Regions from separate parts of the Homo sapiens genome. Here regions 2, 3, 4 and 5 are each linked to region 1. Evidence: chromatin contacts called from ENCODE Hi-C or POLR2A ChIA-PET data. All regions are on one chromosome and are shown on one strand. Each heading gives the region's core, a stretch centred on a gene start or an enhancer-like site at or near the end of the contact. The rest is flanking DNA. Distances are from core to core; before and after follow the strand shown. Region 1 overlaps CASC15 (cancer susceptibility 15). Region 2 holds the start of MBOAT1 (membrane bound glycerophospholipid O-acyltransferase 1). Region 3 holds the start of E2F3 (E2F transcription factor 3). Region 4 overlaps CDKAL1 (CDKAL1 threonylcarbamoyladenosine tRNA methylthiotransferase). Region 5 overlaps CDKAL1 (CDKAL1 threonylcarbamoyladenosine tRNA methylthiotransferase).

What was found. Hi-C counts contacts between places; a loop is a spot of excess contacts on that map. ChIA-PET counts read pairs that join two places held with the same protein, here RNA polymerase II (POLR2A). Pooled maps may share reads with other maps.
Region 2: a loop to region 1 is called in a pooled map, with 5 times the contacts of the local background. The contact joins the promoter of MBOAT1 here to the enhancer-like site in region 1. A Hi-C loop is called at or near these places in 4 of 37 single-sample maps with no recorded cell type and 7 of 50 pooled maps. POLR2A ChIA-PET finds 5 or more read pairs at or near these places in 1 of 52 experiments (activated T-cell).
Region 3: a loop to region 1 is called in a pooled map, with 5 times the contacts of the local background. The contact joins the promoter of E2F3 here to the enhancer-like site in region 1. A Hi-C loop is called at or near these places in 4 of 37 single-sample maps with no recorded cell type and 4 of 50 pooled maps.
Region 4: a loop to region 1 is called in a pooled map, with 4 times the contacts of the local background. The contact joins two enhancer-like sites. A Hi-C loop is called at or near these places in 5 of 37 single-sample maps with no recorded cell type and 3 of 50 pooled maps.
Region 5: a map with no recorded cell type shows a loop between it and region 1 (10-fold over the local background). The contact joins two enhancer-like sites. A Hi-C loop is called at or near these places in 4 of 37 single-sample maps with no recorded cell type and 3 of 50 pooled maps.

The regions. Positions count from the first base shown.
Region 1 is chr6:22,060,396-22,065,366 of GRCh38, reverse strand. The region is part of intron 8 of CASC15 (cancer susceptibility 15); the gene reads right to left. Among named protein-coding and RNA genes, the nearest start is that of NBAT1, 84 kb to the left of the region's middle. Within about 2 kb of position 2,231, at least 3 of the 41 ENCODE cell types and tissues checked have a DNase peak (open chromatin) inside an H3K27ac peak, as active enhancers do.
Region 2 is chr6:20,209,503-20,214,473 of GRCh38, reverse strand. It overlaps MBOAT1 (membrane bound glycerophospholipid O-acyltransferase 1), which reads left to right and starts at 2,005. Exons shown (of 13, transcript NM_001080480.3): 1 at 2,005-2,338. The coding sequence starts at 2,240. RefSeq lists an enhancer at 977-1,477 and a silencer at 1,660-2,199.
Region 3 is chr6:20,399,608-20,404,578 of GRCh38, reverse strand. It overlaps E2F3 (E2F transcription factor 3), which reads right to left and starts at 2,700. Exons shown (of 7, transcript NM_001949.5): 1 at 1,954-2,700. The coding sequence starts at 2,346. It overlaps LOC124901482, which reads left to right and starts at 1,807. Exons shown (of 3, transcript XM_047419652.1): 1 at 1,807-2,154; 2 at 2,199-2,310; 3 at 2,417-3,838. The coding sequence starts at 1,807. The coding sequence ends at 3,024. RefSeq lists silencers at 746-1,365, 1,566-2,035, 2,886-3,125 and an enhancer at 2,263-2,787.
Region 4 is chr6:20,562,239-20,567,209 of GRCh38, reverse strand. The region is part of intron 4 of CDKAL1 (CDKAL1 threonylcarbamoyladenosine tRNA methylthiotransferase); the gene reads right to left. Among named protein-coding and RNA genes, the nearest start is that of CDKAL1, 30 kb to the right of the region's middle. Within about 2 kb of position 2,294, at least 4 of the 41 ENCODE cell types and tissues checked have a DNase peak (open chromatin) inside an H3K27ac peak, as active enhancers do.
Region 5 is chr6:20,874,779-20,879,749 of GRCh38, reverse strand. All of the region lies in intron 9 of CDKAL1 (CDKAL1 threonylcarbamoyladenosine tRNA methylthiotransferase), which reads right to left. Among named protein-coding and RNA genes, the nearest start is that of CDKAL1, 340 kb to the right of the region's middle. RefSeq lists enhancers at 1,897-2,126, 1,470-2,669. Within about 2 kb of position 2,254, at least 17 of the 41 ENCODE cell types and tissues checked have a DNase peak (open chromatin) inside an H3K27ac peak, as active enhancers do.

The DNA.
Region 1 (4,971 bases), core at 982-3,481:
AATATCTCTAGGTAACTTACAAGTATACTCCCAATATGCTATTTCCATGTTTGCCATTTTCTGTATTTAATGTGCAGGTAATACACTTGAATATTAGAAAATTATAACAACAGGCAAAATAAAGCCATTTAATTATTCTCTAATCACACAGCTGTAACAACTTTTAGATTTATATAAATCTCACAAACTGCTTATAATATATCTGCACATACTGAATGCATGAAACACTGATTTGTTAGTTTTTTAAAAAAACAGGGTCTTAGAGAAATCTACACCACTGCTTAATGCCTCACTTGGTATTTTATTGCATATTTCTACTATAATTTATTTGACCACTGTAATATTATTTAGACATTTCTAGCAAAATGTATCAAAAATAAATAAGTTTGCGATCAAGCATTCTTATAGCTAAATTTTTTACACATTTGATCACAGTCTGAGAAAAAATTTGCCTAGAAGCTGAACTGCTGAAACTGTAAGAATATTTTGTGGCTTTTGATTTTACATATCGTGAAATCACCTTTAGAGAGTATACAAAAAATTTCCCCCAAAATGGCAGGTTTTTTTCCTTACCCATAGTAATACTGGTTTTTATCATTATTCTCCAACTGAGTCAGTTTAGTAGTTTAAAAATATGTCTTGTTTTACTTTACATTGCTTAAAGAAAGGGTGATTGTTTCACATATGTAAATGCAAATAATATGTATAACATTTTGAAGTGTCAGCTCAAAGTAGATACTCATAACCAATAGCAGGTATTAGCAGCCTTGAGAGACTGGCCACTTTTTACAAAGCACAATATATATTGAAGTCTTAGTATTAACTGCCTCTGTATTTTTAAAATTAAGATTGCTCAAAACTTTTGTGAAAATTTTCTAAAGCTCAATACATATCAAGATGGTTCGACTTAGGATGAGATATGCATTTTTTTACTAGCCCCTTCACCTTGTCAGCAGATATTTTTAAATGTCTAGATATTGACATTCTCTCTTTATCTCATGGCCCACTTGAGTTTTGCTTTAAATTGGTGCCTGTGTTGATGCATGCACACACATATTTACATATACATATATGTGTGTACACAAACGTCTACTCTACATATGCAAACTCCACCTCCTGGGTTCAAGCGATTCTCCTGCCTTAGCCTCCCGAGTAGCTGGGATTACAGGCGTGTGCCACCACACCCAGCTAATTTTTGTATTTTTAGTAGGGACAGAGTTTCCCCACATTGGCCAGGCTGGTCTCAAACTCCTGACCTCAGGTGATCCGCCTGCCTCAGCCTCCTAAAGTGCTGGGATTACAGGCGTGAGCCACCACGCCCAGCCTTGTGTGGTTTTTTAAAACCACTCCATACATACACATTTGATAGATATTGATAGATATGTATACACACATATGCATACATACAGAGATTCAAGACCTTACATTTTCCCCCTTAGGCTTAGCAAATCAATTAATACTAATGTTTTCTTGTTTACTATTTTATTTCATTTATTTATTTATTTCTGAGACAGGGTCTCGCTCTGTTGCCCAGGCTGGAGTGCAGTGGCGCAACCATGGCTCACTGCAGTTTCGACCTCCCAGGCTTAAGGGATCCTTCCACCTCTGCCTCCAAGTAGCTGGGAGAACAAGGGGACACCACCACACAAGGCAAATTAAAAAATAAAAAATTCTTTTAGAGATGGTGTCTTTTAGAGATGTTGCCCAGGCTGATCTTGAACTCCTGGGCTCAAACAATCTTCCTGCTTCGGCCTCTCAAAGAGCTGGTATTATAGACCTGAGCCACCACACCCGGCCTCTTGTTTACTGTTTTAAAGGAGTAATCCCAGGGGTGTTCTCACTGCAAAACACCACTGAAAGAAAATAAAACACTATTTCTCCTGGATTCTTCTCCTCACCATTAAACAAGTGAGTAAACAGCAAAGAAGCCTACTTCAGAACTACCTGACCTGCTCACCCCACTGAGCTGCCAAGAGCTGCACCCACTGTGTCCCACAAGCATGACAGGCTCGGCTCTGCAGGGAATGGGCACAGCCCCACACAGTCATCGCAACCGACATCTGTGGGCAAGACGCCGAGGTACACCTCAATCACGTGTGCCTGTCACAGAACGCTCGCTCACGCACCTGCTTCAACCGTGTGAGCTCAGCCTGTGGGTTTTCCTTGATTGATGTTGGTGTAACTGCTTCACGCTCTCCGTGGGTGAAGGGAAGTGGGCTCTGCTCAGAGCAGTTTGTGGTGCTTCACACTTCCACTTGACATTACACAAGGAATAGCAAGTTACAGAGGGAGGCACACGCCTGCAGGCTCTCCACACCCTCACTGACGGATGGAGAAGGCATCGAACCTTAAAATAAAACAACAATGAAATAGGGGCTTTGAAAACCAGGAAACAAGCAGGCGAAGGAAGCATCTGTCTCTTTCACTCTGAGCCAACCCCAGATGAGTCACACGCGTGTGCGCGCACACACACACACACCATGCCCACCAGAGGACCACTGATTTCACCACCTCTAGGCCTTCGTAGAGGCTTTTAATGTTTCTTGACTAAGCAAATTTGTTCTTTGCCCAAACTACCACAATATTCATGAAATCATTCAGACCTAGAAAAAAAGAGAAAAAATGACTATTTGAGCAAATTTCACAACTTTCAACAAGGTTCAATCTACCCTAAGAAAAGGTTTCAATAAATTGTGCCCATGTGTATAACTTTTCAACTTTTTAACATTCATTTCTTATTTTCAAAGTAAATATTCAAGTCAGCTAAGTTACAACACCTGATTTTGGATCTTTGGAACCCCACAACTGCCATGCAAGTTCCCAGGCGAATGATCTGAAAAAACTCCACGGTCTTCAATTGCTCCCACACTTGGCTCTCCTTTTTGTTGCCTCTACTCCTCTGCTATGAGATTCGAGGCAATAACTACAATTTTAGAAAAAGTAAGAAAGCCTGATTATAAGAAAAATCAAAGAAAATATCTGCATATGTTAGAAAAGCATATGCAAAAGGAAAAAAATCCAGTTGGATGCCAAAACTTGTGTGGTTTTTAAAATTTTTATTTATTTATTCATTTTTGAGACAGAGCCTCACTCTGTTGCCCAGGCTGGAGGGCAGTGGCACCATCTCAGCTCACTGCAAAGTCCACCTCCTGGGTTCAAGCGATTCTCCCGCCTTAACCTCCCGAGTAGCTGGGATCACAGGTGTGTGCCACCACACCCAGCTAATTTTTGTATTTTTAGTAGGGACAGGGTTTCCCCACATTGGCCAGGCTGGTCTCAAACTCCTGACCTCAGGTGATCTGCCTGCCTCAGCCTCCTAAAGTGCTGGGATTACAGGCGTGAGCCACCGCGCCCAGCCTTGTGTGGTTTTTTAAAACCACTCCATACATCCCATTGGTGGACCCAGAGAAGTTCTAGCAAAAACCTAATTGTTGCTTTCATTTGAACTATGTGAAACTGTCTTTTTTTAACCCTTGAAATACTGACAATTTCAAGGGATTCACCTAAATATTTTCTCAGACTTACACATGCCACAATACTTTTGGTGATTAGGACAAAAGGTTTACAAAGGACAGAGAATCTTCATTCTCTGCATCTTCTCCTTTTCATCCACATTCTTTCCTCTTTTATTATTCACCTCCTTCACTCAAGTGGGCAGGAGCAGATGGAGGAAGGAATGGGAAGGGACCCTGAGCAATCACCTAGAACTGGACCTGGATTTCAGCCCAATTTTAGGTTCCAGAGGTAGTCCTATTCCTCCACTCATAAAAATGTCAAACAAACAAACAAACAAACAAACAAAAACCTAGGGCTCTGAAAACAGTATTTTATCTTCTCACATCTTCCCTTCCAGAGTCTTCTACTCTCATGTTGAGGTTCACTCACTCGGGGTGGGCTTAAGATCACATTTGAAACGTAACTGGTTACCTACAAACCTGGTTGGATTTTTGGACTCCGTAACTGAACTAATCACAAGTCACTTTTTACCTTTAACATCTATTTTCTCCCACTGGTCCCTGAGCTGCCTTAACATTTTCTAGCCACCTTGCCTTCTTCTAGAAAGCATTTTATTGAAAGACACAAGTTTCCCAGTAACTGTCAGAAGTAGAAGAAGAAACTACTACACTGGTATCCTTCACCATTTTGAGACAAGAGTATGCATTTAAGAGAAATATCCACATCTAAAGGAAACCCATCTATGCAGGAAGTATAAAAATAGGGGGAAGAACCTGTATTTCTGAACCATGACTATAATAACGGGGTAGTCCCTGCCCCCAGCTGGTGTGGCATCCAAAGATGTACTGAAACTTTCTGATAGATGTCAAAGGTCACACATTAGAGAAAGAAATGATGCCAACTGAATGCAATAATGTAGGGAAAAAATCCTTAAAAGTTTTAAAGAATCTGTGTGCACAAAATGCTGACAAACCTTCAACGCAGCATTGTAAGCCTAACAAAAGCTACATTCCATGCCCACCTCTAAGGAAATATATTAATTTCTACAGGGCTTTCATTTCTTTACCTTTCCTTCCATGAGGATTCAGCACATGTTCCACGTACAGGATTACTGTCAGCCTGATTTTGAATGTGATTGGGATGGGGTGCGGGGCAGAAACTTCAGAAGTATAGATGCAAAAATACAAAGCCTTGACCCGGTCAAAAGGAAACGAAGAGTCCACCTAATATGAACTAAACTATAAGATTTTTCTCTCTTCAAATTGTGCTACCTTTAAGAAATCAGTTTCTATTGGATTTTTTTCCGTAGAAAAACTATATATTTTATATTGTAGAACAAAGCCCAAAATATGGGAAGACAAGGCACAAGTTTCCTCCTTTGTTCTGAGTAACACAAGTGTTTATTAAATTTTGTAACATGGTCAATGGGACACTAAAGGGTTGGTATCAACTCACCTATGATACACAGCAACTGAAAACTACAATAACAGCAAATGTGTACAGCAATCCTCCTGT
Region 2 (4,971 bases), core at 756-3,255, 1.9 Mb after region 1:
TGGGATTACAGGTGCCTGCCACCACACCTGGCTAATTTTTGTTTTTTGGTAGAGATGGGGTTTCACCATGTTGGCCAGGCTGGTCTCGAACTCCTGACCTCAGGTGATCTGCCCGCCTCGGCCTCCCAAAATGCTGGGATTACAGGCATAAGCCACCGCACCCGGCCATTTTTAAAAGAAAAATTTAGACTAGGTTATGAACTGTGTTTTGTTAGGGAGAAAAAAACCTGTGTAAGGCTAATACATGTATATATTTTACATATACATATATACATATGTATATATCAAACCTGTGTTATATATATATATAAAAACTGTGTAATATATGTATATATAAACCTGTGTAAGGCTAATATATGTACATATAAAACTTTACATATATAAATATATTTATATATGATTATATAAATTAATATATTTATAATAAATATATATACACACGCACACACACACACATATATATATATGGCCTATGTGAGGACTATTCTTTGAAGTCTAAAAGGCATAGCTTTGTGAAAATTATAAAGGGTCTGAGGCACTTGCTCCAGAAATACTTCCCAAACTGACCTACTTCTGTTTTCCAGCAACTCATATCTGAGTGTTGATTTTTTTTTCCTTTTAAACAAAGCTCCGTCTGCTCTCATATACCTCACTTCAGCTGTCATCTAGCTCCAGATAAGATGAATGTTGCTCCAATGCTGGTCATTTTCCAGGACTCTATGATATTAAATGAACCTATCTAGCCTAGTGATCCTCAAGTATATGCCTGTGTGCGTGTGTGCATGTGTCTGTCTGTCTGTAGTGTGGGTTTGCTTGTGAGTGGTAGAGATTATCATCTGGTGGTGACATCTCCATTCGGTTAGCTTGTGGGAGTGGTGGTACAGACTTTTTTTTTTCCTCCTCCACAGGGGACATAGGTTGAGAAACTCTGGCCTGGCAATTTAATGCTCAGTGCAGTTTGATGGTGATAAAACTCCTGAAGAAGGCAAGAGTGAGGCCTGAGTCTTGGAGAGTAAGTTGTTGCCAGTGCCTGACAGGCCTTCGGTTTAATTTGAAGCTGGAGGCCACATTGATAAAGTCGGCCCCGAAAGTCATTGCCTGTCTGATCGAATGCCGGTTTACCCAGCGGAGGCTGGGGGCCACGTGAGCTCACTTTCTTTGGTTTTCTACCCAGCAGCCCAGAATATTACCTTCCTGAAACCCTTTTTCATCAGCTAGCGATTCCTGAAAAGGATCTTCAAGATTTTTATGTTTCTCAGAACCTAGCAATAACTTGGAAAAGTTTTCCAAGTAACATTGATGTGTGGGTGTTCGGGGGCAGACAAGTTAAGGAGCAAGGCACCCTTTTTGAGGACCCGTGGCATGCAAATGACTTATCAGAATGCACATAGTATGACAGTAAACACCGTTTCTTACAGAGGTGAAATAACTCTCACTCCACAGAGACGGAAGTGACCCGAAGCTAGCAGTCCCCTGTATTTGCTTGTGTGACACCGAACATGTCAGATCAGGGTGTAGGAAACTATGCCTAGCGCAGAGGAGGGTAAAGGAAGTAGGGAGTCTGGTGGCTGCGGCGCTCCAGCTTCCAGCCACCGGCAGAGGAACCCTCTACGGCTTGAAAGGGAAACGCAGCCACTCAGCCGCTTCGACTGCGGCGGCGAAACCAAAACAGGGTGGGGCGGGGTGGGTGGTGCTCTCTAGTGGAAGGCGCCCGCTGGGTGAGGTCGTTTTGTCTGGCGGGGGGCTAGGACGGTCAGCCCGGGAGGAGGAAAGGCGCGTCCCGCCTCCAGCTGCAGGGCCAGGCGGCGGCGCCCGCTGGCGTCGCTTTCCCTCTCCCGGTCGGCCTCGGTGCAGGCCAGGCTGGGCGGGCCGGGCGGCGCTTGGGGGCCGGGCTCGGAGTCCCCACTTTTCCTCCCTCCTTCCCTCCTCTCGGGGCCGTCCCGAGCGGCCGGGCCAATGGGCGCGGAGAGGAAGGGAGCGGGAAGCGGGGCGCCTTGGGCCCGGCCCTCCTACGGCGCCCGTGGCTGCAGCGCCAGCGCCAAAGCCAAGTTTGCGCCTCGAGAGTTTGCGCCTCGAGAGTTTGCGCCGGTTCGCATTCCCCGGCCTCCCGTTCGCTCCCCCGCGAACCAGGCGGCCGTGCGCCTCTCGGGGCAACCACCCAAGAGCACCCGGGCGGGAGGACGCCGAGCAGGGGGTGTTGCGGGCTGGGACAGGGGCAGCCACCTCCCGAAGATGCAGGATGGCAGCAGAGCCGCAGCCGTCCAGCCTTTCCTACCGCACCACGGGCTCCACCTACCTGCACCCGCTCAGCGAGCTCCTGGGCATCCCGCTGGACCAGGTAACTGCAGGCCGGGAGCGCAGCGACCCCAGCTCCCCAGCGATCGCGTGCACGGGGCGGGCGAAAGTGTTAGCCACCGTCCCTCCGCCTCCATGGCGTATTTTACAGCCACACACTAGACAGTTGGTTTTTGTGTGTGTGTGTGTGTGTGTGTGTGTGTGTGTGTTTTCCCTTCTTGAGTTGGTGTTAGTGTTTTTCTCCTTGTAAGTGTGAAAAAATATTGGTACAGCCTGCGCGGCAAGTTCTACTGAACTTTTTTTTCTTTAAGTTTGGGATTGCCTCGTTTCCTGTAATCAAGTTCTGAAGTAGTCTGATACATGAAACCAGTGTTTCTTTCATCAGTGTCCTCAAGTCGTTATTGTTTTTAATTTAGATGACCCTACTTAAAAAACAAGCGCGATGAATCTGTAGACGGTAGTCTATAGATTTTGAATGCAGGACCTGGGTTTTAGACTTCTGAGGCGAGGCTTGTTCAGGGGTGACAGTTATTTTGTACCGTGTGTGATGCGGGACACACAAGGACACTTTGGTTTTCCCAGGGTTCGGTTGGCTCATATGCCTGGGGCTGGAGCTTCTGAGTAGGACAGGTTAGGGGGAGGAGAGGGGCCCCAGTGAAGTTATTTGAACTGTCCAGGAATTATCTACAACCATTAAAATTAAAAATGGCAACAACAGTGATTCCTGGCAAGAAACCTTCCTGAAGATGAAGCCCGTCTTACTCATTTCCTTGTCTCTTCAGGTGCTGCAGGCTAGATCTGCGGGATACTTAGTAGTGACCCAATCAGTAAATGTTGATTTAAATAGAATTGGGCAGGGCATGCTGGGGGAGGACCCACTGCGCTCCTGTTTTGTTTCATGCTTTTTTGCCTGGTTTTCTTCCCCTTCCTCTCACCAGTGCTCCTTTTCCTTTCCTTTTAACAAGAGCACACCTGCTGCCCTTTGCGCACACCCCTTCAGCAATGAGAAAGTGAGACCTGGACATTTGCCTTATTCGGGTCCTGTTTACTGAGCCACCCTCATACCTGGCTCACTCTGAGGACCTGACTGAGAACTCCACCTGATGTGACCATTGCGTTCTCATCAGTTGCAGAATACAGAAAGTCAGAAACTTGGGAAGGGTTTCGGTGCCAAAGCATTTGTGCTTTTGTAAATTACTCTTTAGTTTCTGGTGAGGATGAGATAGACCCAGGGACCCAGGCAGAGGCGGACATAATAGCAAATTCTTTAGTTCTGAAATTAAATAAAACTCATAGCTGAATTTCCTTAAGGGGAGTTTGTTTTGTACTTACCTCTCCACTCCCTATCAGAAGGTATTTTAATTGCATTTTCTCTTCTAAGCTCTTCTACACAGCTAGAAAGACTCCAGGAAGGCTTTTTGTATGGCTAAAGGACCATGGCAAGTTATGGCTGGGAGGTGCTAGAATAATGTTTTTAATGTCTTTCAATTGCATCCCCTACTTTCCTATAAAGGTAATTCTGGTTTTAATTCATAAAAAGGAACAAAAGAGCCTTAGGAATGTTTAAAACTGGGAGGGAGGGAGGGAGGGAGGGAGGGAGAGACTTCTGGGATAAACCGAAGGAGAAATGTTTGCCATGGCCAGGAGCACCTGAGATCTCTTAGCTCTTAGGTCAGTCTGACCACCCTCCAGCAGGAGTGAGTGTGGATGACCCTTGGTGGAAGAAGCACTTAAAAGGCAGTGCCCCAGGTAGCTTATTTTAGGCCCAAGGAAAATCCCCAAACCATAAATAAGGTCGTTTGAGGCTACGTTGTGGCTTGCGAGTTTGGAAGCTTTGTGTGTTTTTTCCCTTTCACATTTTTAAGGCTTTTTAAAGGCTTAGATGTCAGACTGACCTGGGTGCAATTCCAGTTCTGCCAGCAAACTTCCCTTTGTGACTGCCAGCTGGTACTCTACCCTCTTGGAGACTCAGCATCCTCATGTAAAATGGGAGATGACAATAAGACCTACCTTTTGAGGTTGAGAAATTTTATATGATGTGAAATGCCCGACATTAGGAAGGTTCTTGTATCAGGGTCCTTGCAGGAAACGGGAACCAACCCCATTGGCTGAAATGAACAGACTTTAATGAATTACTTAGAGGGGTATGGGCAAGTTTAAGGGAATCAACAAAGGATGTTGAGATGCTGAGATCAGAAGTAGGGGGCAGCTGGAGGGGAAAGTGGAGTTACTTCATTGCCATTTGTGAGAGCTGGACCTGCCTGGAGGTCATGAAGAATCAGAGAGAGAACCTCAGCCCTTCTTCCTACCTTGTAGCCCTTCCATCTCTTCACAGTGGCCCCCAAGGCCTCAGCCTGCAGGGGCTCCTCCTGTGGCACAGGATAGGGAGGATAAAGGTGGAGGCAGATCTAGGGAGTAACCTGAGGATAAGAGTGCAGGCCTTGATACGTGTTTGCTCCTGTCCCATTAGAGAGTGACTTTTGATTGGCCTGGGATATGCTCAAAATTATAAAATATATATCTCAAGTTACTCAAATAGTTTTTTGTATGCCTCTTAAGGACACTGAATCATTTCCTAATGTCTTAACATCCTAATTCCTGATTAATTGCACTCCTGTGAATGTCTTTAGCCTCTGGATCCTGTGTCAAGTAGTTTATTATCAGCAAAAATGGAAA
Region 3 (4,971 bases), core at 1,451-3,950, 1.7 Mb after region 1:
CAAAGTGCTGCCTATGTGCTGACTTTCTTAAAGACTCCCGCAAAATCTTGATTCTCCAAAAATTAAACCCATTTGGAGCTGAGACAAGGTGAGGTCCACGCCTGGTATAATCAGGCTACCATGGATCTAACTGAGTCTGGTTCGGTTCTAGCCCCGTGGAGGCCAAGCCTCACCACGAGGGTGAAGACCCGGAGGCATGGAGGAAGGGAATGAAGGAGAGAAAAGGAGAAAGGGGAGACCTCCGGGCCACACTTCTTTCTAGTACCAACAAAAAGAGAAGCCGCATACTGACCTAAATCATCTCTCAAAGGCGCTTTATAAATTACAGGGACAAAGGGAGGGGGTGGCGGGTGGCCTGGGAATCCTACAGACACCCTACCCTCTGACCCACCCCCCTCCCCCTCCAGCACAAGGGAAGGAAGACAGAAAACAGAGCTCAACTCGGCCATTGGCGAGAAGCCCCCTCCGGTTTTCTATCGCCCATCCATCCGCCCCCTAGAAAAAAAATCCACGTAAACACCATACCCACCCCCTGGGGCAGACACTCCCGCCCCGAGGTTCCTAGAACCGGAGGCCGGGGCATTTACTTAGTTAGATTTTTCTTGCTTACTCATTTCCCTCGAGCACCCAACCCCCCGTTCCCACTCCAAAACCCCGCTCAACCGCCTACCCTCACCGCTTCAGCCCCCAACAGAATCCGGTGCCCCCGCGGCGTCGGCGGCCCCCGAGCCGTCCCGGTCACTAACCTGCTGCTGTAAGGGCATTTCCGAAACCAGCCTGGCTCCGGGGGGAGGTGGGGGGCCGGCTGGAGAGGGGGCCCGGAGGGCCGAACAGACCGGCGGCGCAGGGCGAGGGCGGGCGCCGGTGGGGGGGTGGGGAGAGGAGAGGGAGGGTGGCGGTGCCGGGGGCGGGTGCGAGGGCGCCGGGACCGTCCCAGGCCAGGGAGCCGGCGAGCAGGAGGAAGTGGGTGCCCCCCTCTCCCCCTCCAGCGCCCCCTCCCGCCGCCGCCTCCTCCCCAGTCACAGGCGCGTCCTGCGCGCACGTGTGCGAAACGTCACCGGCGGGTCCCGGAGAGAGGGACAGACCCAGGCGGCGGGACGGGAACCCAGCTGCCCCCGCCCTCCGTCGCCGGGGGGCGGAGAGGGGGACAGGGCGGGGAAGGAAGGGGCAAGGGGAGAGGCGGGTCAAGGGCAGGCCCGGGGCCCGGCGAGGAAGGCCTGGGCGCTTGGGCCACGCGGGCGCCGCCGCTGCCACTGCCAGGATGCGCCCAGGCCAGAGCGCCAGCCCGCGAGCCCCTCACCCCAGACAGCCCACGCCCCAGTCCGCACCCGGCTTCCAGCCCCACCTCCCCCACGCCCGACTCCCCTCCACCTCCCCCAGCCCCTTTGTTGCCGGGAGTTACAGATCCTAAAATGTGTCAAGCGCAGCCCCGCCGATCCCCTGCGCTCCGAGCACGCCGCAGGGACCCCCGGCCGCCAACGAGCCTCCAAGGCCGACTGGGGGCTAGCACCCCAACAGTCCCCCGGTTTCAACCCCTCAGAGCCCCCCACACCCCAGTTCACTACTCCCTCCCCCACCCCCTTCTCCATCCGGGGCGTGACCCCTTCCTACGCCCGAGAAAGAGGAAGCTTCGAGTTGGAGGGGAAGGGAGAGTGGGGGTAGGGAAAAGTGCAGGAAAAGAAGGGGGGGCCGCGAAAAGTTTTGGAGTGTTTGATGTGGTTCGCGCCAAGGCAATCCCCGCCGCCCCGCGCGCCTGGCCGAGCCCCCCGACCCTCCTGGCGCCGGGAAGAGCACTCAGGTCTAACAATGAACCCTCGTTGGAGGGGCAGCCCCCGAGGCCCACGATGCTCGGCCCAGTGCTCTCCCCGAGCGGCCCGCAGCGCGCCCACGACCCCGCGCGGTGCGAGCCCACCTCCCGCCGGGGCTGGGGACGGTGGGGAGGGAGGGTATTACCGGAGGGCCGCCGCCGCCGCCGCTGCCGCCGCGTCCCAGCGCTGGTGGCTGCTGCAGCAGCCCGGCTCTGCTGGAGGGTCCGTGCGGCGTGGTGTAGAGGAGGCTGCCGGCGGTCTGCTCCGCGCCGGGGGCACTGGGGAGGAGGGGGCCGGCGGCTACGGCGCCGCTTTGGAGGGAGGAGGAACAGGAGGTGGTGGAAGTGTTCGTGGTGAGGATCTGGATGTACGCGCCCGGGGCGGCGGCAGCGGCGGCGGCGGCGGCGAAGCCGGGGCTGGCTAGCAGTGCCCTTTTGTCCATGGAGGCTGCAGCGGCGGCGGCGACGACAGCCGCCCCCTCCCCACCCCCGGCGGTCACCAGGTACTGCTCCAGAGCGGGCTGGATTCCCTTTCTCATCTCTCGCTCCTGCTCTTTTTAGTGTTATGGTATATTAATGTATTGTTTTCAATTTCTTTATTATTTGCAGTCGGAGTTTCCAAGTCTCTCCTCCTTCTCTCCTCCCCGCCCGGCGCTTCCGAGCCCCCTCTCTCTCTTTTCTTTTTATTTTTCCGCACCGCACAGGCCCCGGGGGCCAAAAATAATCGGGGCTCTGGAGAGAGGAGGGTCCCGGCCGCACGGATATCGGGCCCCAAGCGGGGATGGAGGCGTCGGGGGCGGCCGATGCAACGGATTGCGAGGCGGCGGCGGCAGCCCGGGTGCTGCGGCCGGCAGCTGAAAAATGGCTCCAGGAAGCTGCTGCTGACAATGAATGAAGGGATACGGTTTACGCGCCAAGGTCCTCCCGCGAAACTCGGATTTCCCGCCGGCTTTTCAAACCATATTTGCATATCCCCGCCCCTCAACCCGCCGAGGACCGTTCCCACAGCCCATTGGGCCGCTACCTCCTTACTTCAGTCCCAATCATGGAGCAGGGCCGCGACTTGCTGGTTTCCATTGGCTGCCGTGCATCATGGTTACCGGGGCGACAGGGACCCTATTTGCATAGGCCTCCTTGATTGGCTGGCAGAAGAGCAGTTTTTAGGGGGTGGGGCAAAGAATTTCCTTCTCTCCCACGGAAGACCACGCCTGGCCTAGGCTCCGCCCCTGTCCCCGCCCGCCCGCCGGGCCGGCGCTACTGACCTGGGCAGGGACTCCGCGCCCCGCAGACTCAGTGTAGATCTAGTCTAGAGCCCAAGTTTCGCTTTTGGAAATTGTCAAGGTGACTAAGGGAACACTCTTTCCTTTGACCAGTCAGTGCAATAAACGAACAGCGCAGGAGATTTTTCCAGATACGTGCCAAAGGCAAGTTGGACCATGCGGACGATGTCTGGCAGGTGCAAAAGGAGCCCTTTAAATCGTGGGCTTCTCCCTTCCTGAAATCCAACCAATGACGCGGCGAGAGCTGATCCCGAGGCCGGGGCTGATAGACAGAAGCATGTGGGCAGACAGAATCGTGGGGGCAGAAGGTTCAGCAGACGCGATTGCGGGCACCAGTTAACATTCCAGATCATTCCCGGTACCTTCATTATTAGCCTGGATAGGGGTAAAGTACAAATTAACTCTTTTGTCTTACAACGGATATTGGTTTGAATCCAGCAGACATTCCCTCTGGCCCAGAAACACCCAGGGCAGTTAATCAGGGCTAACCTAGAACTGATCTACGGGTTTCTAATCCGCCAAGCAGTAATCCGAAAAAGTACACGCTTCCCACGATGACGTCGTGCCCCCAACGAACGCAGGCACGCCCAGGCATCAGCACTTTATATCTTCAGTTTTGTAGGAAGTTCTCTGACTGGAAGCAAACACAACGACTCAAACCTATCCCAAAGTATTTTTAAAATAGTGTCTTTTTTTAAAAAGTAAACTAGAAATTGTCATCAGAAAAATATAAAATGATGTGTCAAACTGACTCCTGAATTTGTTCAAGTATTCATGGGTCTTAAAATTAAAGCTTGCTCCTGAGATTGAGCAGGAAAAGAGACCCCTGCAGGAATGTGGGGGAAGTTATGTATGTAGAGACTAGATCATAATTTATAGTTACGTGCAAAACAGCTGCAGAATTGGTGCTCATAGGTGATGAGGATTGCAACACCTTGAGCCCTTTCACAAGATTTTTATTACTATTATTAATTTCCCAAAACTCTTACTCAGAGTGCTATGAAACACCTGACAAGATGTGTCAGATCAGGCTAGGACTCCTTAATATTTTAGCCTTGTTACCTTTTCTGAAACAGATGAGTTAAAAGTTCCATTAAACCTTGCACCAGGCTCAGGAATATTTTAGTCTTGCATTCAGGCTAGTTGAGGATCCATAGCCCTAAACATTTGTCGACACTGGTAGAGGTGACACTATCTTTATTTTTTGAGACAGAGTCTTGCTGTTGTTGCCCAGGCTGGAGTGCCATGGCACGATCTCAGCTCACTGCAACCTCTGCCTCCTGGGTTCAAGCAATTCTTCTGCCTCAGCTTCCTGAGTAGCTGGGACTACAGGTACGTGCCACCACGCCCAGCTAATTTTTGTATTTTTAGTAGAGACAGGGTTTCATCATGTTGGCCAGGCTGGTCTTGAACTCCTGACCCTAGGAGATCCGCCTCCCTTGGCCTCCCAAAGTGCTGGGATTACAGGCATGAGCCACCGCGCCTGGCCAGAAGTGACACTATCTTTAGGGCAGATTAAGTGGTACTCAAAGGGCATGAGCTAGAAGTGTAATATACCAGCAGCTTCCCTGCTCTTGTTCCATCAATGTTGCTTTCCTCTATGGATATACCTGTGGAAGAAACTAGTACTGTCACTACTTGGATATTACCATCTGCAGAGCATCACTGGCAGCTTGCATTTGGTGGCAGTAGTGGGGGTTGTGAGGGAGGAGTGGTGCAACATACACAGTAATTATAGACCTGCGCCTTATGATTAGAGACCAGCCTGGGACTGGGGCTGTGCATAGAATCCTGGCTTGAGCTCCCCACAAGTGATTGCAATAAGATAAATACGACACAGCCACAAGAAAGCAAGTGTTCACACTCTAGACCCACACCTGCAAT
Region 4 (4,971 bases), core at 1,045-3,544, 1.5 Mb after region 1:
AAAGACCACGATTACTTTTGCACCAACATATTCTTAATTATGCCACGTATACCAATTTGAAAGTTACCAAGTTTTTCGGATATTTGAGTCAGTCAATGTCTTTCAGATCCAGATGAGACCCAAAAATGGGGAGGCAACAATTTCAAGACAAAGCGAAAAGAACATTACACTTTCAGATCAAGAGCTAAAAATAAGGAAAAATACCCCTCCTAGTATATTCTCTGTAGAAAGAACACAAATAAGTAATAAGGAGAAGCTTCTGTAGATGAGGAAAGATAATAAAGATGAATTATATTTAAGGTACATAAATTGTTTTCCTTCTATGGAATTTTTATTTTAACAAATTTTTTTAAACAGTTGAGTTCTCCCATCTATTTTAGGCCTTGGTCTCTGCTACCTTAAGGTCATGAATTTATGAACCACATACAGTATTTTCCTACCATGGGAATCTTTAGATGCATAACCCTCAAGGTTTAGGGAACAGAAAAATGGATGCAATAAAGTAAAAACTGCCAGTGATGTCTAGTTTTCATTCTTGTAATATTTTCTCACTGATATTAAACAAAAATCAAGAAAAAAAATCAAAAGATGTTAATAAGCCCTTGCTTAATAAAACCAATGACCCAACTCTCTTTCCTAATTAAAAGCTTACAGTACTTAGAGTGCTTACTATTTTCAATGAATGTTCAGACATAAAGTCCTATTAAAATTATGTATATTTTATAATTTCCTCCATTACTGATACATGCTTAAAGAAATTGATTCTGAGATACATTTTTCTTGTTCTTTTTCAGTTCTTGACACAGACTAGTGAGTGGCACTATGGACTAACAAGCATATTCAACCAACACAGAGGATCGAAATTAAAAAGCTATAACATATTAACATATCTAGGCCACACAGAAGGGTCATGAGGCAAGATCATCAGCATAAATTAGCACATTATTACAAGGCATCTAAAGGAACCAGGCAAAATCTGCATGACAGATCTTTCTTTCATAACGAATATATAATGCTATTTGATTGCATTTCTTTTAATCACAAGTATTATTTGGAGGGAAAATACTCGTAGTCTAATATCACATTTTACTACCTACCCAAAATTGGAATTATGGACAGCCAGGGTATGTATGGGGTTGGAGAGGGAAGCCTGTTAAAACCATTTTTGGGACACTTAACTATCTTTGTCCATTTGTCCAGAAACAAAGGGGTTTAAAAAAAAAATCACTGAGTGCATTTTTGCTTTTTCTAATTTTCCCACAAAAATCTGAAAGCATTAAATCATTTAGGAAAAAAGCCTTTGTTATTTACCAAACCCACAGAATTACACATCTACTAAAAGAGGTGAAATAGCAGTTCAGTTTGTTAATGAAGCCCTGTTTTTTCATCTCTACAGTAAGAATATCCTAAGACTACGGCCTCTAGGGTATTAAAGAGTCACAGTATCTTCTTTTTATTTTTTATGCTACTCATAGCTCACAGAACCACTGTCAAATACTGGAAGAAAATATCTATATGATAGTCTTTAGCTACTGGAACTGTTGCTGAATAATCAAATCCTCCTGTAATTATGCATTTTTAAACAATTCAGACAAATCGCATATGTAGCATATTACTAACATCAACAAACCCTGCTAGAAGAGTGAACATTTAAATATAAGCACATATACTCCCATGAACATAAAAACAAACCTCTAACTGCCAACTGTGCCTTCACTTCCCCCAAGCTATATACATTTAGTAACTGAGACAGTCATTTCAGAGTTAGGAGGATGGGTTTTTAACGGAAAAAAATGTAAACTTTCTTTCCAAGGCATGGTACCCTAAAAAGTGATTTTCAGAGAGAAATAAAAACTGAAACATACAAATTATATTGCCTCAAAATAGTCCCTACTTTTAAGTAAAGGAAACAGTAGAAGCACATCTGAAATTATTATATCTTGGACTTCTAAACTTACCCCCACAACAAAAGTAAAACATTTTATAATAGTAATGGAACTGTCTTGTGCTTTTTCACCCCTGTAAAAATCACTGACAAATGCTGTTCATTTAAAAATATATATATATATAGATAGCTTTGATGGGATAAAAAAATATCCTACTTGTATTCTCTTTCTAGGTCATAAACTACATTGGATGTAATAGGCTGTATAAATGAACAATCAGGAGGTTTCCGTCTAACTGTATGGGAAGTGTATTCACCACATCCTGCTATATAAATAACCCTCACTTCAAGTCAAATTCATATTATCTAATTTTTGCATTTCTCACCCAGAGAAGCTCTTCGCAGGACCTGGACCTAGATTCTCCTCTCATCACACAACTGTGAGTAGGAAATTCAAGCAATGAAAGGTTTTGCTACATTTTCAAAGGTACTTTTAAGATAAAATAACTTTCTAAAATGAATAAACCTGGGCAGTGTGACCTAAAAGCCACATAAATAATTTATTTGTGGCTGTCATGTTTTAATCACTGGACTGTTTTCAGAGGCTTAAAAAATTTAATGGTTTTTGTTATACAAAAGCAACTAGGTTTTCCATGAAACATTAGCTGTCACATTAATACAAGGTTTTATCATTAATTACAATGGATCACACAGGAGTTTATATCTACAAAATGATTGTTAAATATCTGAATTTCCAAACCATTTCAAAATAAAAATGAAACCTGGTCCTAGTAAACTTTACATGAATTAAAGATCCATTTACAAAACAGAAAATTAAATGTAAAAAAATAACCTCAATTTAAAACATTTGTAGATAAAACATTCAACACACTTTTTCATCAAAAAATGCAAATTAAAATATTAAACATAGGTAAACAGTGCCATCTTTTGGTATATTTAGGAACTGAGCTAAATTGTACAAAAACATCTTTAACAGATGAAAGGTGAGTAGAGCAAAGAATTCAAAAACCATCAGTTTATCATTTTATAACATTTAAGCTTTATAAATATATTAGCTTTTTTGGAGATGGGGTCTTGCTATGTTGCACAGGACAGACTCAAATTCCTGGCCTCAGGTAATTCACCTGTCTCAGCCTCCTGAGTAGCTAGCATTACAGGCACAAGTACCAAGCAGGCTATTTTTAAACTTATAAATATTTCCAAAAACATATTACCTCACATTTGTTTTCACTTCAATTTCATGAGATTAATAGAGCATCATTACATTTTAAAGACACTGAGGCTCAGAACATTTTAGTAATTGATCCCAAAATCCCTCAGTTAAAAATGATTGAGCCATCGCTGGCTTAAAATTGCTCGTTTTTACATTCCAACATTAATTCATTAAGCTTAGATAATGAGCCAAGTTATATAATTATTCTGTATTATAAGCAATGAACAAATTTTTATATTAGTTAAGATTCTGTAAAAATCGTTTGATTGCTTTTAGTATTTTTTGTATAATTTGGAAAGGAAAAGATACTTATGTTTATTAAATGAAGAATACACATTGACTACATTCACACAGCTGCTTACACTTCACAAATGCAAAAACTTTTAATCCAATATAGTATTCTTCATATCTCTATGTTAATGAGAAAAAAAAAAAGCCCTCGTTGGCTAGGTGTGGTGGCTCATGCCTGTAATCCCAGTGACTAGGGAATTTGAGATGGGAGGATCAGTTGAGGTCAGGAGTTCAAGACCAGACTGGGCAACACAGTGAGACACCATCTCTATAAAACTAAAAAAAAATTAACAAAAATATTTTTAAAAGCCCTTGTTTATGGCTTGCACATGATTTTACACCACAATATAAAAAGCCGTTACAAATGGAAATGATAAGCTTCAAATACTCTCCCTAAAGCTTCTCTGGCTTAATTTTGATCTTAGATGTGTCCATATACCATTTTCAATGTCTTCCACTTTTGTATTGTTCAGTGATTTTCTGAATAGTTTTATTAAGCCATAACATTTATTCCAGAACACTCTCACAATTCCTTCATTTTTGTAAGCTAGCTAATAATGAACTTCCTCATGGAGAGAAAAAAAATATTCTCAATGATCTATCTTTATCTTTGATTCACTTGTTACTAAGAATTTTACTCAAACTGCAATCATTAGTTCTTTACACAGCAGACTTGAAGATCATGGTTAAAACACAATCATTCCATCTTATATCATATAGCAATTCAATTAAAAAGAACATCAGAAAAAAGACAAGTCAATAAGATCACCAAAAAGGCTACTGAAAACACTGCTGAAGGAGTGAAAGCAGAGAAAGAGTCAATGGGATGAGCCATAAGCACTACATCTTCTGTCAAATGGAACTAGGTGATCAAAAACAATTAGACACTAACTCAGAAATGTAGTTACTTCACCCATTAGGCCTTACCTCTTGTCTACCGTATATTCAAGAAAAAGCACCGTATAGGACATGAGAATTGATAAACTTAGCTGTCTCTAAGTATGATTTGCCGGGAAAGATTGAAATAACATGCTAACAATGAATTTTTTTTTTTTTTTAAGATGGAGTCTCACTCTATTGCCCAGGCTGGAGTGTAGTGGCATGATCTTGGCTCACTGCAGCCTCCACCTTCCAGGTCAAAGCAATTCTTCTGCCTCAGCCTCCCGAGTAGCTGGGATTACAGGCGCCCACCACCATAGCCGATTAATTTTTTTTGTATTTTCAGTAGGGACGAGGTTTCACCATGTTGGTCAGGCTCTTCTGGAACTCCTAACCTCAAGTGATCCGCCCACCTCAGCCTGGGATTACAGGCGTGAGCCACCAGGCCTGACCAACAGTGAATTTTTTGATGGATTTAATTTCATCCCCAGGCTCTCCTTTTTTCATCTTTAGTAGGGCTGGATGCTGTCTACCCTCAAGAGTAAATAGCATTCCAGATCTTCTCCAGAGACTCTAAATTTCCTTTCCTTATTTCTGAGTGGATGGAAATCCCATTTTGAAGGCCCTTATTATTTCTCTCTTCATTATTCCATGGGTAGAAAAGAAAAAAAACAAAGAGAAT
Region 5 (4,971 bases), core at 1,005-3,504, 1.2 Mb after region 1:
AGAAGTGTGGGAATCAGGGATAATTTTTAGAACCAAAGAGGTCAGAAAAGTCAGAGGAGAGCACAAGTGAGAAATGCAGGAAATCCAGCAAGGACAGGAAAGAAATTGCCAATATCAAGTGACAAAGGAGAACAAGGTTTAAATTCCAGACTAGCAGGCAGAGACAACAGTCAGCCTGACCCCAGGATACAACACATATTTGCTTCCTGAATGAATCTTTGAATCTCTAGTTCTTCATCTATAAAAGTGGAAATAATGATAATCCAAAAAGGTTGTATTGAAAAGTTAAACAACATAAAAACTGTTGAAGTGACTATTACATAACAGGCGGGAGATATTATATATTGAGAGTGGTTTTTTAACCATCTGAGAGCAGTGCTGAAACCAGCAGGTGTACTCTACTCCTCCTGACCAGGGAAGACCAAGACTTCAAAACTAACTAGAGACTCTTACTGCCTCTTCCTCACTCTACCAAAGTGGCTTTGCCCCTTTGGGGCAGCCTGACTTTGTCACTGGTACTAGAGGTTTTGTGGGTTCTCTACAGAAATGCAAAGAGTCCACCTGTACATCAGTCCTAGGGACTAGGCAGGTATTTCTATATCCTTTTGGTACAATCACCAATGGGGAATACTTCTTTTATTTATTTATTATTTTTTTCTTTTTTTTTTAATGAGATAGAATCTTGCTCTGTCACCCAGGCTGGAGTGCAATGGTGCGATCTCGGCTCACTGCAACCTCTGCCTCTCAGGTTCAAGTGATTCTCCTGCCTCAGCCTCCCGAGTAGCTGGGATTACAGGCGCCCGCCACCATGCCTGACTAATTTTTGTATTTTTAGTATAGAGAGGGTTTCACCATGTTGGCCAGGCTGGTCTTGAACCCCTGACCTCAGGTGATCCGCCCACGTTGGCCTCGCAAAGTGCTGGGATTACAGGCGTGAGCCACCATGCCCTGCCGAAGGGGGATATTTCTTTAAAATCTGATAGAGTTGCTATGGTTAGCTATTTATTTATTTATGAGACAGAGTCTTGCTCTGTCACCCAGGCTGGAGTGCAGTGGCATGATCTCAGCTCACTGCAACCTCCGCCCACTCCCCGAGTTCAAGCGCCTCAGCCTCCTGAATAGCTGGGATTACAGGCATGCATCACCACACCCGGCTAATTTTTTATGTTTTTGGTAGACACGGGGTTTCACCATGTTGGCCAGGCTGGTCTTGAACTCCTGATCTCAAGTGATCCGCCGGCCTCCGCCCCTCAAAGTGCTGGGATTACAGGCGTGAGCCACTGCACCTGGCCGCTAAGGTTGGCTTTAAAGATTTACTGATTTACTTAACACTTGAAGGAGTTCAGGACAATAATACCGCATGTAGGAAAAAAGGCAGGGTAGGTTCTGTGACAGGTAAGCAAAGCCTATGGGCGAGGGGAGAGAGGAGCTTATTAGGTACGAACAGATAAGAAATTCGATCTTGTTGTTCCCAGTTACTATCTAAAGCCTGGGTCTCCACTCCATTCCACCAGCAAAATTTTACTGAGAATCTGTATGTATGAGACACTTAATGGTATACAGATAAAATCATCTTACAGTCTAGTAGGGGCGACAAGACATAACACAAATAAGTATAATACAAAGTGCAAAACAGTAAAATACCATTAAATACCACAGTATTGCCAAGAAGGAAGAAATTCCTCCTGGTAGGAGAAATTAGAGCAAGTTTCAAAACTAATGTGGTAATTTTGAGCTCATCCTGAACGAAAGAAATAGGGTCAGCAAAGACCCATCATCTTTGTAGGAAAGCTTGAGACACATACGGAAAAGTATAAGTAAGTGCATTTGACAGGAGCAGCAGGAAGTGGGGTGGTTAGGGCTAAGGCTAGAAATAGAGACCACAGATGGCCAAAATTCCCAGCCTAAGGGGCTAGGATTATAACCATACAAAGCCAACTACAGACATTTTAAGCAGTCAAGGGCCAAGTCAAAACAGGATAAGAGGTTCTGCTTCTAGGAGAAGGAGGACATAATTCAGAGCTACCCTAATGCACAAGTTTAAAACAAGGACTAAGTCATGAGTCATGTGTGCATGAGTAAGAGTAAGAAATGAACACAGAACTAATTTCGGGTCACAAACAAGTTTTCTGAGTTCATACTGAACTACAGCTGAGGAAGCAGAGTCAAGGGCCAGCTGCGGTAATACACAGTGAGTCACTAGTAAATCAGTGACACAGGTCTCAGCCCCAGGGCAGTGACCTCAGACTGGCCCGCATAATGGTCAGATAGGTATACCTTGGTCCTAGTCAGCCTGTGAGGACACCTGAAGTTTCTGTGAAAACAGGAACAGGACAGCAAGTTTGGACAAAGTGAGGATCTGAAAACTCCAAGGATACTTTCAAGATATTAGGCTAAAAATCCCTAAATCTCATCAGATATTAGATGGCAAAGACTTGTAGATGACGTTCACAAATCTGTCCAGGTCAGAATCACCATGCTTATTTAACAGTTGAGGTGTTTTCATATCCCTCAGTCGTAATTGCTATTATGAACATATTTTTTGTAAAGTGCTCCACATTTTACAACACTGCCTGCAGGAATGCTTCCCTAACCACAAAAGTCTTTCCCATCACAATGTAAATGCTTATTGATTCCACCGTATTCACAGCAGTCTACAGCATCCTCCATTTAGAATATAAGCTTCAGAAGGCCAGAATTGGAACCATCATCACCAGACCTTCCAATACACAGCACATACTATGTGTTAAATAAAAGTGTTGATTGAACAAGTGTATTGACTTTTTAGCTGGTTCTAGTTAGCATTTAAATTTATAATATGTAGAAGACTAATTTGTAATAAAAAGACTGACAATAAAAAGTAAGAGAGGAGATAGGTAGCTCTGTGTGTACGTGTGTGTGTGTATATCATAAAGGAATTAGCCAACCTTTTAACTAGTTGTTTTTCATTAATTAAAGGCACTAAAGCAAATACTCAAAAGAAAACTATCCTCACCAATGTGAGGAAAGAAAACAAAATGTTTAATGATTACACACTGAATTCTACGCCTGCCTGTTACAAGTGGCTAAGAAGCAACAGAATTTGCATTCATATCTAGGTCTGCCTGACTTCAAAATTCATATTCTTTCCAAGAAATCCCTGTCTCCTGCATGCTCAAAATAAAAGTTTTAGGAATAAAAAAGTACACAAAGAAAAAATATTAACGAATTTAATCCTTAGAATGAAGCATTAATCCCATCAATGCACAAATGCTGTCATTTTGCCTAAAATATGTCCACTACATAAGAGACAATTGCCAAAGAAGGTTTTGGGGATTTTTTCCTCCAAGGCTGACTCCACACTCAACAGTAGTGGCACCCTGAATGTCCTGTCATGTTAGCAGCAAGCAGTAGTAATCTATCCTCCGCATTTGTACTGACGGCATCTTTAGAGAAAGTACACCCTTACATCCTGCCCCAAGTGAAAGAATCTGCTGCTTAAAGTTGCAGTGACTTTTCTAATCCCCAGTCCAGCTCTGCCAGTTTTAAACTACAGGTTCTTATATTTATCAGCAGAAACCCACCAGGGTGCTCAGATCCTGAGTCAGCTTCAAAAACCCCAGCAGCAGCTGGTAAAAATGGAATGCTAATTCATTACAGATGGTAAAACACTGCCTACATTTTAATTTATTTACATTTTCAGAAATTTTGAATCTGCAGTTAGATTGCCAAATTATTTTAACATGTAAGTTTAGCCTTTTTCAATTCGGTCTGTGCTTAATAAAAATTAATGTTTATCTGTTAAAAATTCTTTCAACAAGCCCAATTAGTCCTATGTTCCCACAGTTTATATTTTTAAAGCTATTTAAGCTAGTAAGCCTTTTTTTCAATTTCTTATTATACAAATCACACACAGAGTCAGGACAAAACTGGGTCTAAATCATACCAAAATGTTTCAAATAGATCTATTATATATGAGGATAATTTTCAGTAGCTTTGTATTTTCCACAATTGCCATGTTTAGTAATGTGAAACTAATAAATTAATAAATTGTAAGATTATTAAATAGCTTTACAGACCCTATTTTTTTTCATTAGTGAAGGTAATAGAGACAGAGAACACATTATTACTTAATTTTTAAAAGCCAAGGGAACAGAGAAAGGATATACCCAAATTAAATGCTTACAGCGCTGCTGCCCTCTCCTGGAATCAATCTTCCAACCCCCCTCCCCACATCTCAGAGACAATGGTGAACATGAAATATTATAACTGTACATACTGAAACATTTTATAAGAGTGGGAAGCACTATTTTTTTTCTTTTATCAATTCAAAGGTCTACAAAGATACAGAATGATCAAGTCATATGTAACCATCTCTTCAAATGCTCAGTGCTTACTTGGAAGCATGTCTTGCCACCTACTTATCAAAAGGGCTAGACTTTTTTTTTTTTTTTTTTTTTTTTTTGAGACGGAGTCTCGCTCTGTCGCCCAGGCCGGACTGCGGACTGCAGTGGCGCAATCTCGGCTCACTGCAAGCTCCGCTTCCCGGGTTCACGCCATTCTCCTGCCTCAGCCTCCCGAGTAGCTGGGACTACAGGCGCCTGCCACCGCGCCCGGCTAATTTTTTGTATTTTTAGTAGAGACGGGGTTTCACCTTGTTAGACAGGATGGTCTCGATCTCCTGACCTCATGATCCACCCGCCTCGGCCTCCCAAAGTGCTGGGATTACAGGCGTGAGCCACCGCGCCGGCCTGCTAGACATTATTTATTCTGAAACTCTTTAACCCTCCTCCCATCAGTTCAAAATATCTCAAGTTTTTTGACACAACCTCTCTTTGCTCCTTCTTGTATCAGAGTAGGAATGTCCCTAATCTTTTGTTTGTCTAACATTACCTTCCTTTCCCATCTCTTCTGAAGTCGCCCTCTCATCTATTAAGATGCCTCTTTTCAGGAATATTAAAATATTGTGGCCTGGCACGGTGGCTCATGTCT